2 separate regions of the Homo sapiens genome follow, and region 1 is linked to region 2. A link is a loop called in an ENCODE intact Hi-C map of the cell type or tissue named here. Cell type or tissue: IMR-90. All regions are shown on one strand. Each heading gives the region's core, and the rest is flanking DNA. Links, peaks and the distances in the headings are about the cores only. Region 1 overlaps ZNRF1 (zinc and ring finger 1). Region 2 overlaps ZNRF1 (zinc and ring finger 1).

Region 1 (8,740 bases), core at 130-8,129, 76 kb after region 2:
GTGGACGGGTCACGAGGTCAGGAGATCAAGACCATCCTGGCTAACACGGTGAAACCCCGTCTCTACTAAAAATACAAAAAATTAGCTGGGTGTGGTGGCAGGCGCCTGTAGTCCCAGCTACTCGGGAGGCTGAGGGAGGAGAATGGTATGAACCCGGGAGGCGGAGCTTGCAGTGAGAGGAGATCGCGCCATTGCATTCCAGCCTGGGTGGACAGAGCAACACTCCGTCTCAAAAAAAAAAAAAAAAGAAAAGAAAAGCGTATTAGCACAAGGATAGATGACTTTACTACTCCTCAAATGCTGCTGAGAGAGCTGGTTATTCACATATGGAAAAATATATATATCCCTATCTTGCCCCATTCTAATTTAATTATAGGCTGGGAGCTGTGGCTCACGTCTATTATCCCAGTACTTTGAATCAGTCGGATATGGCGGTGCACACCTGTAGTCCCAGCTACCCAGGAGACTGAGGTGGGAGGACTATCTGACTCCAGGAGTTTCAGGCTGCAGTAAGCGGTGATGGCGCCACTACAGTCCAGCCTGGGCAACAGAGTGAGATCCTGTCTTGAGACTAAATACACGATTTTTTTTTAAAGACAGAATTTCACTCTTGTTGCCCAGGCTGGAGTGCAATGGTGCAATCTCGGCTCACCACGACCTCCACCTCCCAGGTTCAAACGATTCTCCTGCCTCAGCCTCCTGAGTAGCTGGGATTACAAGCATGTGCCACCACGCCCAGCTCATTTTGTATTTTTAGTAGAGATGAGGTTTGTCCATGTTGGTCAAGCTGGTCTCGAACCGCCTCGGCCTCCCAAAGTGCTGGGATTACAGGCATGAGCTACCTCGCCCGGCCAATAAACCTTTTTTTTAATTACCCATGGATTAAGGATTTAAATACAAAGTGCAAATTTTTAAAACTTTTAGAAGAAAACATAACATCTTTATGACCTCAGGTAAATAAAATATTTCTTAACACATAAAATGCATAAGCCATAAGAGAAAATACTTGAATATTCAGTTATTTCAAAATTAAGTAACCATAAGAAATCACAAAGAGAATAAAGAGATAAGCCACAAACTGAGAGAAGACACATCTACATTACATATGACAACAAAGAATTATTATCCACAGACAAAACAAAAACAAATTCGTACAAACCAGTAAGAAACAGTTAAACCACCCAATATAAACATGAATCAAAGACATGAACAAGTATTTCACAGAAGAAACACAATGATTAAACATACAATATTAATACATTAATTATAGATAAATATATTATCAAATATATAAATAACAAATAAAATCACAATATTATACTATTTATACCCACTAGAGCTTGGCAAAAATTAAGGTATGACAATATCAAATTTTGGCAAGGACACAGAACAAGCAAAAATATGTTATTTCAGGAGTGTAAACTGGTATAAGCACATTGGGGATTTACTGGGCAATATTTAATTATGAGTTGAAGATACACACACATGCACGCATGCACACATACACATACCCTGTAACCCCACTATTTCATGACTAAGGATGTACCCTAGAAAAACTCATTCACGTATGTAATGAAACAAAATTTTCAAAAACTAAAAATAACTTTAATATCCACTGATAACAGAATAGATCAATAGATCAATAAATAGATCAATAGAGTATAGCTGTGAAAATAAATGTGCTATAGCAATAAGTAGTAAAATGAATTTATATACTACCTCCATTTTGAGGTAGCATATATACACACACACACCTCATAATATCTTTCTCCTTCCATGTCTATACAGTTTACATGAAGTTTACAGAAAACAAATGGTGTTTTGGATAGCTACAGGGAGCAAAAGCATGAACATATATGGCGGGAAAAACACGAGTGAGGGCAGTCGTTCCCTTTGGAGAGGGAAAGAGAAAATGGGAATAAGCCAGGGTACATACAATTATACCTGTAATGTTTTAGTTATTATAATCTGCTTGGTAGGTGAGCATATTATCTTTCTTGAATGCCTAAAATATTTCATTTTTAAAAAAATAATTCCAGGCTAGGCGCGGCAGCTCACACCTCTAATCCCAGCACTTTGGGAAGATAAGGCGGGTGGATCATCTGAGGTCAGGAGTTCAAGACCGGCCTGGCCAACACGGTGAAACACGGCCTCTACTAAAAATACAAAAAATTAGTCGGGTGTGGTGGTGTTTGCCTGTAATCCCAACTACTCGGGAGGCTGAGGCAGGAGAATTACTTGAACCTGGGAGGCAGAGGTTGCAGTGAGCCAAAACCACACCACTGCCCCCTAGCCTGGGCGATACAGTGAGACTCCGTCTCGAAAAAAAAAATAAAATTAAATTAAAAATAAATAAATAAATAATTCCAAGACACCAAAGAGTTCCCATTTTCAGAGTCACACAGCTATTTGAGTTCCTGAAATGTACAAGTGAACCAAATTGAAATAGCACAAATCTCTGACTTTTCCATTTAGTAACCGCAGGACTAAAACTTCAGAGTTCATTACTAAAACTGAATGGACAGGCCTGGCGCGGTGGCTCACGCCTGTAATCCCAGCACTCTGGGAGGCCAAGGCGGGTGGATCACGAGGTCAACAGATTGAGACCATCCTGGCTAACATGGTAAAACCCCATCTCTCCTAAAAATACAAAAATTAGCTAGGCATGGTGGCATGCACCTGCAGTCCCAGCTACTCGGGAGGCTGAGGCAGAAGAATCGCTTGAACCCGGGAGGCAGAGGTTGCAGTGAGCTGAGATCACGCCACTGCACTCCAGCCTGGCGACAGAGTGAGACTCCATCTCGGAAAAAAAAAAAAAATTGAATGGACAGAAAAAGTAAGAGTCAGGGCTCCAGGCTGGAACTCATGATAAGACTTACCCTGTGGGCCCTCAAGTAAAGAGACAGAGAAGTAATTCTTACTCCTTTATAAAGGTGATCATCACTTTTCTCTGTGTTCTGAACTCCTTAGGCAAAAGATACTTTATAATTACTTGTATGCTGTCATATGAAAGTGTTGAACCTCTACTATATAACCTAAGAAAAATTGGTCCTTTCTGAACAGAGGTTCCTAATTGCTTTTTCCTTGTTTGAAGGAGTTAAAAGTCATTGTTGAAGGATGTATCTCTAATCCTACAGAACTGATGCCTTCAAGAAAACTCACTCCCACAATTCTCTCTCCTGGTTCCATGCCTGTGCCCTTTATTATGTTTTGCTGGCTCTTATGCATCAAATGCTCACTTCCTGTTTCCCCTTTATTGAGCTCTGGAGACCTGGAACCGGTAACAGGCTTTGAAGAAAAGTACAAAGCCAGGAAAACACAGAAGACAGGCCATGACTCTCCAAAGGAAAGCAAATCTTAACACATTTCTAATAACCGTTCAGCCCTTCCCGTCTGTAGCTTATGTAAGATAGTGGTTCAGACATGAGTCCCGAGAAACTGTAAATAATGAAGTTGAAAACAGCTAAAACTCACGCTAGGTTGGCAGAAAAGTTTAAGACAGGCAACTGAGATTTGATATCATAATTCTGGCTTGTTCTAAGCTCTCAGTATCCCTAAATGTTTCATTTTCACTATGCCACAAGGAGGCTGACTGGGTGGCGTCTCCTCTGGGCGCCACTCTAAATGCTTTAGACCTAAAATCTTAGAAGAGCACAGACGACCTTATATGAATCCACTTTTTGTAAAGTGTGCCATGATCAGTGCCAAGCACCAAGCTGACCATATGGAAAAGGGGGGCACAGACAGTAAGGAAATTCCCCATGACCTCTAGATTCTCATCATTAGGTCCACAGCCATCCTTTAATCCAGAAAGCTGATGTTCTGCCTATAAATGGCTTCTGGCTCTCTAACCCAAGGCCTCCTTCCATCTCATGATCCTTTTACACTACAACGGTGTTTTAATTGAAACTCCAGTCTCACTGGTCATGCTACTGCAGCAATTCACTGAGCACAGGCTTCTCTGTTCTATTCTGCTGTCCTGCACTTTGAATTCAGGGCTTGGTGTCAGCATGGAAAGCACCAGCGTTCTGATATGGCAGCCTTTGGTTATGTTCCCCTCAAGGGATTTATCATCCACAACCTACTCAAATCCCTCCCCCAACAGCTACCAAAAATTCCCCTGGTGAGAAATGCTATTATGAGAAGGGGTGGTGGCTGCTTTATGACTCACACTGTTTCATTAAAAAGATTTTTTTTTCAAACAAATTTTCAGTAGAGGAATCCAAAGGTTTTCCAAAGCCACAGCAAAACAGAACAGCTCATAATACTATTTCTCAAAGGTCTGCCACTTCATAGGAGATTCCTATACCTCAAAAAACTGGAGACATTTAGATTCACTATCCTTTTGTGCTGCCCTTGGCCTCTGGGTTGAGGAAGCAAGTAGGAAATGGATCAATTAAACACAGCCAACATGACTGGGCTCGTCAGATATTAAGATGGATGGCAGCTAGCTTGCAAGTCAGCCCTTATCACAGGTCTTAAGACTTGCTTATAGCTTTCCAGGGCACTGGCTGCAATGGCATGAATGTTTCAGTCATAGCTAACCAGAGTTGAGGAAATCTAATAATATAGGATGTACATGGGTATTTAGGAACACTTGTTATAGCAGCAGGCAGAGCTATAAAAAAGTGTCTTTGGCCAGGCATGGTGGCGTGTGCCCACAGTCCCAGCTACTCAGGAGGCTAGGGTAGGAGGATGTCTTAAGCCCAGGAGTTCATGTCCAGCCTGGGCAACATAGTGAGACCTTGTCTCTGAAAAAAAGTTTGTTTTTAGTTAAAAAATAAAAGTTTCTTCGAAAAGCTGACTTAAATGCTGTTATACTTTTGATATTAAATGGTTACACCATTTAGATCATTTACACAATCTAAATGGACTAGAACAATATTACAGAAAACTAATTTGTTAGGTTGGAATCCCAAGGGCTCCCTCAAATCCTTGTAGGATTCCCAGAATACTCAGGCAGGCAGCAGGATAAAAGAATCTTAATGGCTCTCTCCAAAAAAGGCACCTTCTCCACAGGGAAAAGGTTATTTAAGATGGAAACAAAATGAAAAGATCTCCAAAAAGCTAAGAAGTATGTGCAAAATGACCACGTCAGATGAGGCCTGTGATCTTAGGTTCTCCTACCTCTGTTCCTGAATCCAGGTTAAAGCTTCTCCCAGCTGGGCATGGTGGCTCACGCCTGCAATCCCAGCACTCTGGGAGGCCAAGGTGGGCGGATCACTTGAGGTCAGGAGTTCAAGACCAGCCTGGCCAATTGGCGAAACCCCATCTCTACTAAAAGTACAAAATTAGCCGGCTGTGGTGGCACATGCCTGTAATTCCAGCTACTTGGGAGGCTGAAGCAAGAGAATTGCTTGAGCCCAGGAGGCAGAGGTTGCAGTGAGTGGAGATCATGCCACTGCACTCCAGCCTGGTGACAGAGCGAGACTCCTCAAAAAAAAAAAAACAAAAAAACAAAAAAAAACAGTACAGTACAGAGGTGACTAATTTCAGAACAACTCTTTATGAAGTATGGATTAATTACTTTTCAGAGGGCTCAAGCTACTACCAACAAGAAAGTTGGAGCACTCCTATGACAAGTCTGATTCACCAAGACCAAGATGAGAGACCATACATACCTAAATACGAAGTGAAATTTCTCCAAAAATTATCCTTCTGAAAGTAAGGCACTACCAACAGCCAAAGTACTCATAAAATCTCTTGGCATGAGACAATTCGTTAAATTCTTTATTTTGAGCAAAATGTACTCAAATATAACACAGATTTATTACTTATTCCCGAGGGGAATACATTACAGTCACTAGTGTTGGCTATCATAAACAAGGCTTTAAAAAGTTTCTTAAAACTGCACTAAAATCAACAACGAAAGAAAAAAGCAACCCAGGCCGGGTGTGGTGGCTCACACCTGTAATCCCTGCACTTTGGGAGGCTGAGGCGGGTGGATCACCTGAGGCCAGGAGTTCGAGACCAGCCTGGCCAATATGGTGAAACCTTGTCTCTACTAAAAATACAAAAATTAGCAGGGCATGATGGTAGGCGCCTATAATCCCAGCTACTCTGGAGGCTGAGGCAGGAGAATCGCTTGAACCCGGGGGGCAGAGGTTGTAGTGAGCTGAGACTGAACCACTGCACTTCAGCCTGGGCAACAGGGCAAAACTCCGTATCAAAAGAAAAGAAAAGAGGCAACCTGATTCAAACATGGACATATAAATAGATTATTTCTCCAAAAAAGATATACAAATGGCCAATAAACACATGAAAAGATGCTCAATATCACTAATTCATTAGAGAAATGCAAATGAATACTATGGGATACTACCTCACATCCATTAAGATGGCTACTATTAAAAAAAAAAACAGAAAATAACAAGTATTGGCAAGGATGTGGAGAAACTGGAAGCCTGTGCACTGTTGGTAGGAATATAAAATGGTGCAGCTACTGTGGAAAACAGTATGGTGGTTCCTCAAAAAATTAAAAATAGAATCACCAAATGATGGAGCAATTCCACTTCTGGGTATATTCTCAAAAGGAGTGAAAGCAGGGTCTTGAAGAGATATTAAGAAATTCACATTTCTAACAATGAATTACAGCTATTTACAATAGCTAAAATATGGAAGCAACCCAAGCGTCCAGCAACAGATGAATGGAAAAGTAAAACGTGGTAGACAGACAATGGAATACGATTCAACCTTTAAAAGAAAGGAAATTCTGAAATATGCTACAATGCAGATGAACCTTGAGGACACTACGCTAAGTGAAATAGGACAGCCACAAAAAGACAAATACTGTACGAGTCCACTTACATGCAGTACTTAGAATACCACTGAACTGTACACTTAAAAACGGTTAAGATAGTAAATTTTGTTACATATATTTTATGACAGTTAAAAAAACAAAACAAAACTGGGGAGGTGGGGGAGAGGGGAGCCAGCACAGAAGTGTAGATGTTGTGAAGTTCAGAGACATAGACTTATAATACCAAGGATGAAATTTCCTTATGGGTATTTGTGGCTTGGGATAAATTTTACAGAGACAGATTTAAAAAGTGGTGAATCATGCTTCTAGAAAATAGTGTTCAATGACCAGAAAGAAAAGTGGCTCTAGGGATGACAAAGATACTGAAATTAAAGATGCACATGAAGAGTCTGAAAATCAGTTTTTCTTTTGATATTCTCACTGAGAGGACAGAGGACCCCTCATACTGAGACATACGAGGAATTTCTTGGTAGGTACTTAGCTGGAATCACAAAGAAAAGATCACCTGCCCCAACCCAGAAATAGGGCTTTGGAAAAAAATGAGTGAAGAGAAGTATATCCTTGCAGCAGCCTTATGGACAAACACCTACATTTATTTGTTTATTCAACAGAGGAGCTGATGAAAAGGTAAAATCTCCCAGAAGCTAAAATATTCAGACTCTTAAGGAGTGAGGAAGCAAAGATTCTTGGAAAGAATAAGTTAATTGCTCTATAATAAATATATATATTCTCAGCACCTACCATAGGTCCTGGTATACCAGAGGCTATCAATGGAATAAATGAACGTTTTTGTTCAACAGATCATCACACACAAAGAAAAAAAAGTCTTATACTTTTGGGTCAGTCAGAGAAAAGGAAAAACAGGTCTTCCAACCTCTTTAAAGCCTAGATTCATCCTAAGCTCTTGACTTGTCTAGCTGCCTGGCTGAAGATGTAGGAAAGAGGGTAACTCAGGAAGCCCTTCTGTAGCACCAGAGCCAAAGAAGAAAAGTCAGGAGGAAGACAAGTGCAGAAGGAAAGGCGACACTGACACCATTACCTTCTGTTCAGAGCAACTTCAATTCTCAGACCAAGGCAGATTGGCTTGGCCCTATATGTAGGCAATAATGCTTAGTCCCATGTAAAAGAAAACCATCAAATAGCCAACAATGTTGTTCCTGGTTGAACCTACCTTCTGCGAGCTGTAGAGATTGCTTAGCAAATATCTGACTAGAAATACTGAAAATAAAGGCCAGGCACAGTGGCTTCACACTTATAATCCCAGTATTTTGGGAAGCTGAGGTGGAAGGCTCACTTGAGGCCAGGAGTTCAAGACCAGCCTGGGCAACATGGTGAGACCCCTTCTCTACCGAAAAAAGAAAAAAAAAGTAAAAAAATTATCTGGTCATGGTAGCATAGCATCTGTAGTCCCAGATACTCCAGAGGCTAAGGCTTGAGAATTGCTTGAGACCAGGAGTTCCAGGCTGCAGTGAGCGTGATCTTGCTATTGCACTCCAGCCCGGGCAACAGAAGAAAAACCTTTCTCTAAAGAAAAATAAGAAGAAAAAACAAATAAAAAGAAAGCTAATGAATACACCAAAAAAGGATTCAAAGTTTATTTCTCTGTTTGGGGAGAGAAAAACTAAATGCTTGGTGGAGTTTAGTTTCAGATGTAGAAGGTCTTCTTGTTTTCAGGTTCATTTGTTACAAACTTAGATTCTTGGGTCTCCAGCTCTACTGAATTCTGTGAGTGGGGTCCAGTCATCTGCATCGTTAACTACCTCCCTAGAGAATACTGAGCACCTTTAAGAACCCTTCTGAACCATTCACAGAAATCAGGAGAGCTCTTGTTTTTATCTGCCTCTTTCTTGTTACAGATCCAAGAGGTCACTATAAATTCTTATCATGCCTCCCCTAAGTTGGAATTCACAGGGATCCAGTGAATTATTCCTTCCTCCTTTCTCCCAACAGAGGAAAGCTGTGTGTTCAAGACTAACGACT
Region 2 (8,740 bases), core at 485-8,484:
CAACAGCTGACCCTCAAACAACATGGGCTCGAATGGTGGGGCTCCACTTCCATGTGGATTTTCTATCGCCTCTGCCACCCTAAGACAGCAAGACCAACCCCTCCTCCTCCTCCTCTTCAGCCTACTCAATGTGAACACGATGAAGACCTTTATGACGATCCACTTCCACTTAACGAACACTAAATATATTTTCTCTTCCTTATACATATTTTTAAATGTTATTAAAAATTTTTTTCTTAATATTAGAGATGGGGTCTTGCTATGCTGCCTAGGCTGGTCTTGAACCCCTGGGCTCAAACAGTCTCCTGCCCTCAGCCTCCCAAAGTGCTAGGATTACAGGTGTGAGCCACCGCACCTGGCCACTTCCTTATCATTTTCTTAATAACATTTTATTTTCTCTCTCCTTATTGTAATACAGTATATAATACATTTATAACATACAAAATCCATCTTAATCGACTGTTTATGTTATTGGTAAGGCTTCTGGTTAACAGTAGGCTATTAGTAGTTAAGTTGTGGGGGAGTCAAAAGTTATCCACAGGGCTGGGTGTGGTCGTGCATGCCTGTAATTCCAGTACTCTGGGAGGCTGAAGCCGGCAGACTGCTTGAGCTCAGGAGTTTGAGACCAGCCTAGGCAACATGGCAAAAGCCTGTCTCTACAAAAATTACAAAAAAAAATTAGCTGGGAGTGGTGGTGTGTGCCTGTAGTCCTAGCTACTTGAGAGGCTGAGGTGGGAGGATGGCTTGAGCCCAGGAGGTCAAAGCTGCAGTGAGCCATGTTTGTGCCACTGCACTCCAGCCTGGGGGACAGAGCAAGATCCTGTCTCAAAAAAAAAAAAAAAAAAGTTATATGCAGATTTTTGACTGTGTGGGGGTCAGAGTCTCCCACGTAGTTCAAGAGTTCACTATACTGTTGTAAAGACTGGACTCTTGTGTTAGTCAAATTTTCCATATGCAGTTTTAATTGATACTAGTGATAACCATCTGCAATATTTCTTTTCTTTTCTTTTTTTTTTTTTGAGATGGAGTCTTACTCTGTTGCCCAGGCTGGAGTGCAGTGGCACGATCTCCGCTCACTGCAACCTCTGCCTCCCGGGTTCAAGAGAGTCTCCCACCTCAGCCTCCCGAGTAGCTGGGATTACAGGTGAGCGCCACCATGCCTGGCTAATTTTTGTATTTTTAGGAGAGACTAGGTTTCGCCACATTGGCTAGACTGGTCTCAAATGCCTGACCTCAGATGATCTACCTGCCTGAGCTTCCCAAAGTGCTGGGATTACAGGCATCAGTCACCCAACATTTCTTATGAAACAGATAAAAGGCTGAATGTGGCTGGGTGCGGTGTCTCACGCCTGTAATCCCAGCACTTTAGGAGGCCAAGGTGGGGAAATCACTTGAGCTCAGGAGTTCAAGACTAGCCTGAGCAACATAGTTAAACTCTGCCTCTACAAAAAATACAAATTAAAATTAAATTTTTATTTAATTGGGTGCCTAACTCTGCATGAAAAGCCGTGACTCTGGTGGCCCGGGGTGCTGAGAGACAGGAGGCTAACTGACGCAACCACTTTGCTTAAAGTCCTCTCCAAATCCTCTTTTTTTCCCTTCATTGGCAGTGCTTTGAACTATGGGACCAGGCAGAAAATTCAGGGCCTGGCTAACTACAGACAAAGTGGACAGTTGACTCCATGGCACAGTCGCCATTTCCCCAACCTCTTTCCTCAGAGATTCTTAGCATCTGAGCATGTCACTTAAAAAGTCTTGGAAACGCTACCAATCCAAGGACTTTGGTGGAGCTTCGGGAAAGGGCTGTATTTCTAACCTCTGGGTGGTTATAAATCCATCATTAACAAAGCTAGAAGACCAGGCCTGGTGTGGTGGCTCACGCCTGTAATCCCAGCATTTTGAGAGGCCACGGTGGGAGGATCACTTGGACTCAGGAGTTTGAGACCTGCCCGGGCAACACAGTGAGACCCCGTTCTCCACAAAAAGGACACAACAACCAGAACAACAACAACAAACCCCAGAAGACTATAAAGAAAGGAGGGGAATTCCATCCAGTTTTCTTGCACAGCTGGATCTAAACACACCAGGCTGATTATTTTCTAACTCAGTTTAGAAATGTGCAGATCCAGGGTCACAGCTCGATGGGGAGGTGAGGTGTAAACCTGCGTCTCACAGATGGAAGATGCTTTTCCGATCCAGCCTAAGTCCCTCTGCACTCACATGGGGTTTTTTTCAACCCCAAAGACCAAGGTTTTGCAACCCTTTAAATAACTAAAGGACACCTGCACTTTAACTTGGCACCTGCCTGCAGGCTGAGGCTGTGGAAGGAGAGGAGGGATGTGGTCTAGGACAGGCCTTCTGCCTCCAGGCCCTGACACTCTCACTGCCTAGCGTTAAAGTGACCTGTGACTAAGAACAAAACTACACCTTGCAGGTACTTATGTTTCTGATAACTCAGAACAGATTCAAGGTTATCCCTATAATAGCATCATTTACTCCCCTGTATTCCAGCGTGATTCCTTGAGTGCAGGAGGGGAGTTGAGTTACAGCTAAGGTACTAGGAAGTAGGCCACCCAACAAGAAGGTCTACAAGGGAATGTCACCAGACATTCATGTCCTAGAAAAAAAAGGCGGAGACTCAAGTTTAGAGCAATCCCCTCACTGTCCAGATGAGGGAATGGGCCCTGGTGAAGGCCTCTGAGTAGCACACTGTCACACAACTGAGGAGGTGGAGCTGAGACTAGCCTCAGGGTTCTCTGCTTCAAATCTAAAGTCCTTTCCGTCAGGGTAGGGAGAGTTGGCCATAGGGTTTTAAGAACGAGGCATGTTGGGAAATATTACCTCTGGAGAGGAAGCACCACTGGTGTAGGAAGAGGCCTACACTTTAACTAAAGCAGGGTTAGTAACACCAGCATCTACTACCTCTGGTGTTTCTGTTTTATTTTGGCATAGCTCAAGAAATAGCTCTGGGCTGGGCACGGTGGCTCACACCTGTAATACCAGCATTGTGGGAGGCCATGGTGGGAGGATCACTTTAGCCCAGGAGTTTGAGATCAGCCTGGACAACACAGGGAGACCCCGTCTCTATTAAAAACTTTTTTTTTTTAATTAGCTGGGCATGGTGGTGCATGCCTCTAATCCCAGCTACGTGGGAGGTTGAGGCAGGAGGATCGCTTGAGCCCAGGAGGTTGAGGCTGCAGTGAGCCATGATCATGCCACTACACTCCAGCCTGGCCAACAGAGTGAGACCCTGTCTAAACAAAAAACAAAAATGAGTAAGTTGGTGTCTATTATGCGAGTGGGAAATCACATGATGACCTGGCTTTTCCATCCTCGAGACCATGGCAAGGGCACACTGGCCATGGGCTATGCAGAGTCCACTAGGGGGTGGCCAGCAGCTCCCATCTCTGCCGGGTGCCATCACCGTTTCCTTTGAACCTCTCGAGCACTGTGCACTACGACTGGCACTTTCCATACTGCCAACTGGAAACCAACAGTCTCTCTTTAACCTCTGCAGCACCTACTCTTGCATATGATAATAAATAATAGTTTGCATTTATTGAGTCATTACTATGGACAGCCATGGTGCTTTACATGTCTTCTCATATACGGTAGGTAGGTACTATCTATCATTAACGCCATTTGACAGATGAGGACATCAAGGCTCAGAAGATTACATAACCTGATCAAGATTCGCATGGCCAGAAAGAGGCAGAGCTGGCCCACGACACCTAGGAAGTCTGCGCTCTTGCTCGTGTGCTGTGCTACTGACTGACTAGCACAGAAGAGTTACATGGCAGAAAGAACAGAAATACTACCAGCTATTACCAAATACTCATTTATGAACCTTCTACACTGTCCCAGCAATTTCTCCTTAAGTGCCCCATAGTCCGGGCTAACTTGTAGCCTGAAACAATGGACACTTTTTTTTCCTAGGAACTCTGTTATAACTATCTGGAGTTCTGCTTTCCATTTGGCACTGGGCCTACAGCACTGGTTGTAAGATGCTGAATCTGCAGATGACCTTTTAAATGGAAAATAAAGGGTAAAAGGTAAGAAGGACAGAAAAAACACGGACAGCTAGAAAAGACTAATATCCCCAGCTTCTTTCCTGAAATGTCATCCGATGATCAAGAAGGATTCTCCCAGTCTATTGCCCAAATCTTTTCCCATAAGCGTCCACTACAGCCCTACAGAATGATAAATCCTGTGATATTTATGAACTACCTGAAGGTTAAAACATCCAGGAAATTTTGATTCCATTTTGGAAAAAAGCTCACACCAAATTAAAATCAGCCCTCCAAAACAAAAGTAAACCAAAGGTCTGCAAACTCATTCGGCCTGCATGATTTTGTCAAACTTCCTCGGAGACCTTCATCAGCACTCAGAGCAGGTAAGAGATGCTTCAGGAGACATCTACAGGACACTCCCTAAGCCTCTGAGAGCAGGCTCTGAGCGGCACACCCTGGAGGCCAGGGGAGTAGCCAGCCAGCGCCCCAGCGGCTCCCTGCACATGGGCTGTGTCTGCCGAAAGTTTGCAACTGTCAGTGAAGGGAGATGTCAGTTTGCTCGGGCTTGCTGGCCAAGCCTGATACTGGTTCACCGTAGGCAATCATCTCCTCCCACCAGACAGAGGCAGAGGCAGGGAACGTACCCCGGGTTCCTTGTCCTTTTCTGCCAGTATGTTCAGATGAGGAAGGAACGAATGACAGAGCATTGTGGGGAATGTGTCCTTAATCACCCAATTCTGCTCTGGGTGGGTTCTGCCAAGCAAATGCGCCTACAGGATCCCTCCACTTCCAATCAAGAGAAGCCAAGAGAGTCCTTCTAATGGAGACCTGGTTTCCTTTCTTTCTCTTGTCATCAGATCAGCTCACTGTTTACACAGCCAGAAGAGCTGAGCAGAGAGTTGGATCAGCCAGAGTCCAGCTGCTTCCTGTCTTTCAACAAGTGCCTTAAGTGGGAAATCCTTTGCCATTTGGTTGGCTGTACCAGAGAGCAGAGCTCTTGAGAGAAGGCAAGTCTGCACTTGCCATCTGTGACCTCTTACTGTCAGGTCAAAGGGACACTCACAACATCAGGGTAAGCCCACTGTTAGGGGAACCAACAGTGATCCCAGGAATGCTGATGTGGTCATGTGCATCAATGTTCCTGGACCAGGGTAACTGGGCATCCCTTCACCCAGGCCCTACCATTTGACAGAGCAGCCGAGGAAGGATGGGGGCAACTGGTTCAAGCTACAAGAACTCTCCCAATCCACTACAACATTTATCATGCAATATCAACTCGAGTTTTTATGCTCTGGAGACCAATGCACTTCTCATTTTCCGAAGCTGCAACCTTTTCCTTTAAGACCTGATTTCTCAGGACAGGACCATGTGCTGGCGGCGTGTTGCTCCAGTTTCCCTCCCCAGCCCTCCCTTCTGCCCCCCTCCCCATGCTGATGCGCTATTTTAAAGGCTGCCCCAGTTCTGCCTGTCTCTGGGATCACCTAAAGGTAGAAGAATCAAAGGAAGCAACCAGGGTAAAGAAAGCCACGCCACACAGATGGGAGGTCCTGGGGCAGAGGGGTAGATGAGGGTAACTCTTGGCTGAGGAGCTCAGAGAGCGCGTGCCCCTTGACTTTGCCCTTAGCATTCAGTTCTTAGTTTCCAGCCTCAATCTTTCCGTCACATCCTCATGGTGCTTAGTGTCAATAAAATGGGACTTGAATAAACTAATTTTCATAAATGGGATTTATTATGAATAAAAGATCAAGGGGTAACACTGATGATTTTCTTTCACATTTCTAAGCTGTAGGTATCACATTCTTCACCCTCAAAGACACAGACTCCCTCTCTGTCAACACAGAAATAAGTGAAAACATTGGCACAATTTATCAGTTGCTGAGGTGTGAGTCAGTCTCTCCTAGAGAACATCCTTGACTGGGAAAGGCCCAGGAATTCTGGCTTTTGCCTCTTCGAAAACCTCTCTTCTGGACTCAACCTCTGCAGTTCTGTTCTGGGGCCTGGAGGCTCACCTGTTTCCCCAGAAATTTCTCATAAGCAGACATCAGAAGACAGCCATACTGACAAAGTTTAATGTATCTGTGTGTGTGTTAACATATCTGTTGTGATGGGTCAATTTGACTGGGCCATGGGGTGCCCAGATTATTTGGCTCAACATTATTTTTGGTGTGACTGTGAGGGTGGTTCCAGATGAGATCAGCATTTGAAACCATAGACTGAGTGAAGCGGACCGCCCTCCCCAAGGTGAGCAGGCCTCATCCAATCCACTGAGGACCTGAATAGAATCAAAAGGCAAAGAGGAGAAATTTCACTCTCTGTCTGCCTAACTGCTTGAGCTGGGACACTGGTCTTCTCTTGCCCTTGAACTAGGACTTACACCATAAGCTCTCCTGGTTCTCAGGCCTTCAAACTCGAACTGGAACTACATACTCCACGAGTTTTCCCAGGTCTCCAGCTTGCAGATGGTAGATCATGGGATTTCTCAGCTTCCATAATCATGTAAGCCAGTTTCTTATAATAAATCTCTACACACACACACACACACACACTCACTCTCTCTCTCTCTCTCTCTCTCTCTCACTCTGTCGGATCTGTTTCTCTAGAAAACACTGACCAATAAATCTGTCTATTAAAATACCAAACAAAAACTTTAAAGGACTAGCAACACCAGATGTTGGTAATGTCGGTGAAGATGTGTAGCAACCGGAACTCTCACATATGTTTGAGGGAATATAAAATGACACAGCCACTTTGGGGAAAGGTCTGGTAGTTTCTTATAAAACAAACATACACCTAGCCTGTGACCCAAGCAAATTCTCATCTATGTATTTACCCAAAAGAAATGTCAACATATACCTACAAATAGTCATTTACAAGAATGTTCATCACAGCTTTATTCCTAACAAGCAAAAACTGGTAACAATCCAAATGTTGGTCAACAGAATGGATATAGAAACTGTGGTACATCCGTGGAATAAAATGAAACACTACTCAGCTATAAAAAGCAATGAATTACTGATACATGCAACAACATGGATGAATTAAAACACGCCAAGTGAAGGACACAAAAGTGCACACATGATTCTAATTATATGAAATTCTAGAAAAGGCAAAATTAATCTACTGTGGAAGAAATCAGAACAGTGGTTGTCTCCAGGGGTTAGGGTGGGGGCAGAGATTCACTGAGAAGGTAATGAGAGAACCTTCTGGGATGACAAAAATGTTCTATATCATGAGGAGGGTTTGGGTTACACACGCGTATGTGTTTGTCAAAATCCACCAAATATACACTTAAGATTTGAGATTTCATTGTCTGCAAATTTTACCTCAACCAGAAAAAAAACCTGTAAACAAATATGGAACTGCAGTTAACTAACTGTAGTTAATGATCTGTGTCAAGGAAGTACACTGATGTCTGCAATAAAATGAAATGAACAGAAACAAAGATGCATAAGTTAAACTTCTTCCAACTTTTCCAAACGTTTGAAATTTTAATAAACATTGAACAAAGTGTCAAGCAGTGAGCTGTGTTGTGAAGAAAAAGCCAAGTAGAGTGGGTGGGTGTGCTAATTTGGATACAGCGGTCAGGGACAGCCTCTGAGGAGGTGACAGGTGAGCAGAGCCCTTGATGTATTAGAAGAACAGTGAGGGCAGAGCATCTAGGCACCGTGAGGACAAGGGCAGCGGGTGACAGCTGGGGGCACACTCTCAATCCTTGTATATGCTCAAATACCTTTCTTTCATTCTGACAGCTGAATGGATAGCTTGCCTGGGTACAGGATGCTTGAGCTGCATTCCTTTTATCCCCGTGGTCTGTAGATGAAATTCCACCATCTTCTAGCTTCTTGGTGTTGTAAATAGGAAATCTGGTGCCAGTGTGACTCTTTTCCTTAATAATTTGTTCCTTTGGCTTCTGAAAGCTTGAAGATTTTTCTCTTCATCCTAAGAGTTCAGAAACGTTACCAGGACATGCTTAGTGTCTTCTCTTATCAGTTTTACCTTTCAATATGCAGCCTCAAGTCTTCCTTCTTTAGAGAAATTTTCTTCTATATGTTTCATTACTTCCCCTGGTGGTAAGTCATCAATGCTGTTCACCAAATATTTCTAGCCTTCCTCCTTCCATCCATATATAATGACTGCATGTGCCTGCTCTCTTCGAAGTTAAGGGTGGGTTTGTGATTTGCTTTGGCCAATGAAATGTGAACGGAAGAACGTGCACACACCCAAGCGGACTTTAAGGGCCAGGGCATGACCTGCCATTCTACCTGACTGCTGCAGTGACCAGGGAGCAGGTGTTGCGACAAAGCCTCTGCTGGCTTAGGTCCCTGAGTAACAATGGTGAGCAGAGTCCCACCTCTTGACCTGCACTGTATGCAGCAGCATGGGGAAGAAATCAATGTGCCGAGCTGAGCCAGCAAGCTTCTGGAACTGTGTATTATGACAGTATAAGCTAGTCCTGGCCAGTCCTGCCTCAGGCACCCTTCCTCTACCCTTTCTCTTTCTAGTACTCCTGCTGCTTGTATGTCAAATCTCTTGGTTCTATCTTCCAGGTCCTTATCTCTTTCTCCATAACTTCTCTGTGCATTTTCTCTGGAGTGCAGCCTTTCTAACTCTGCCTAGGCCTCAACTGCCTCCCCCATGCTTGGCTCAAGGAGGTAAATGGTTGGCATTGGAAGTCAAGGAGTTAGGATATTTATATTCTGCTCTTTACAAATATAGGCTTCCTTGTATCA

What was found. Hi-C counts contacts between places; a loop is a spot of excess contacts. Peaks named below come from ENCODE experiments on the same cell type or tissue, not always from the same donor. Only the 100,000 strongest peaks of a DNase experiment are listed, where the experiment ranks them.
Region 1: it touches region 2 in a loop (2.6-fold over the local background); 7 of 110 quality-filtered maps call a loop at or near these places.

Annotation. Positions count from the first base shown.
Region 1 is chr16:75,007,429-75,016,168 of GRCh38, reverse strand. The region is part of intron 1 of ZNRF1 (zinc and ring finger 1); the gene reads right to left. Among named protein-coding and RNA genes, the nearest start is that of ZNRF1, 13 kb to the right of the region's middle. RefSeq lists enhancers at 3,840-3,929, 4,240-4,349. In IMR-90, for the core only: no CTCF peak of the experiment used is centred there; a DNase peak (open chromatin) is centred at 4,108; H3K4me3 peaks cover 153 bases; H3K27ac peaks cover 701 bases.
Region 2 is chr16:75,083,638-75,092,377 of GRCh38, reverse strand. All of the region lies in intron 1 of ZNRF1 (zinc and ring finger 1), which reads right to left. Among named protein-coding and RNA genes, the nearest start is that of LDHD, 29 kb to the left of the region's middle. RefSeq lists an enhancer at 4,001-4,657. In IMR-90, for the core only: no CTCF peak of the experiment used is centred there; a DNase peak (open chromatin) is centred at 4,927; H3K4me3 peaks cover 351 bases; H3K27ac peaks cover 2,125 bases.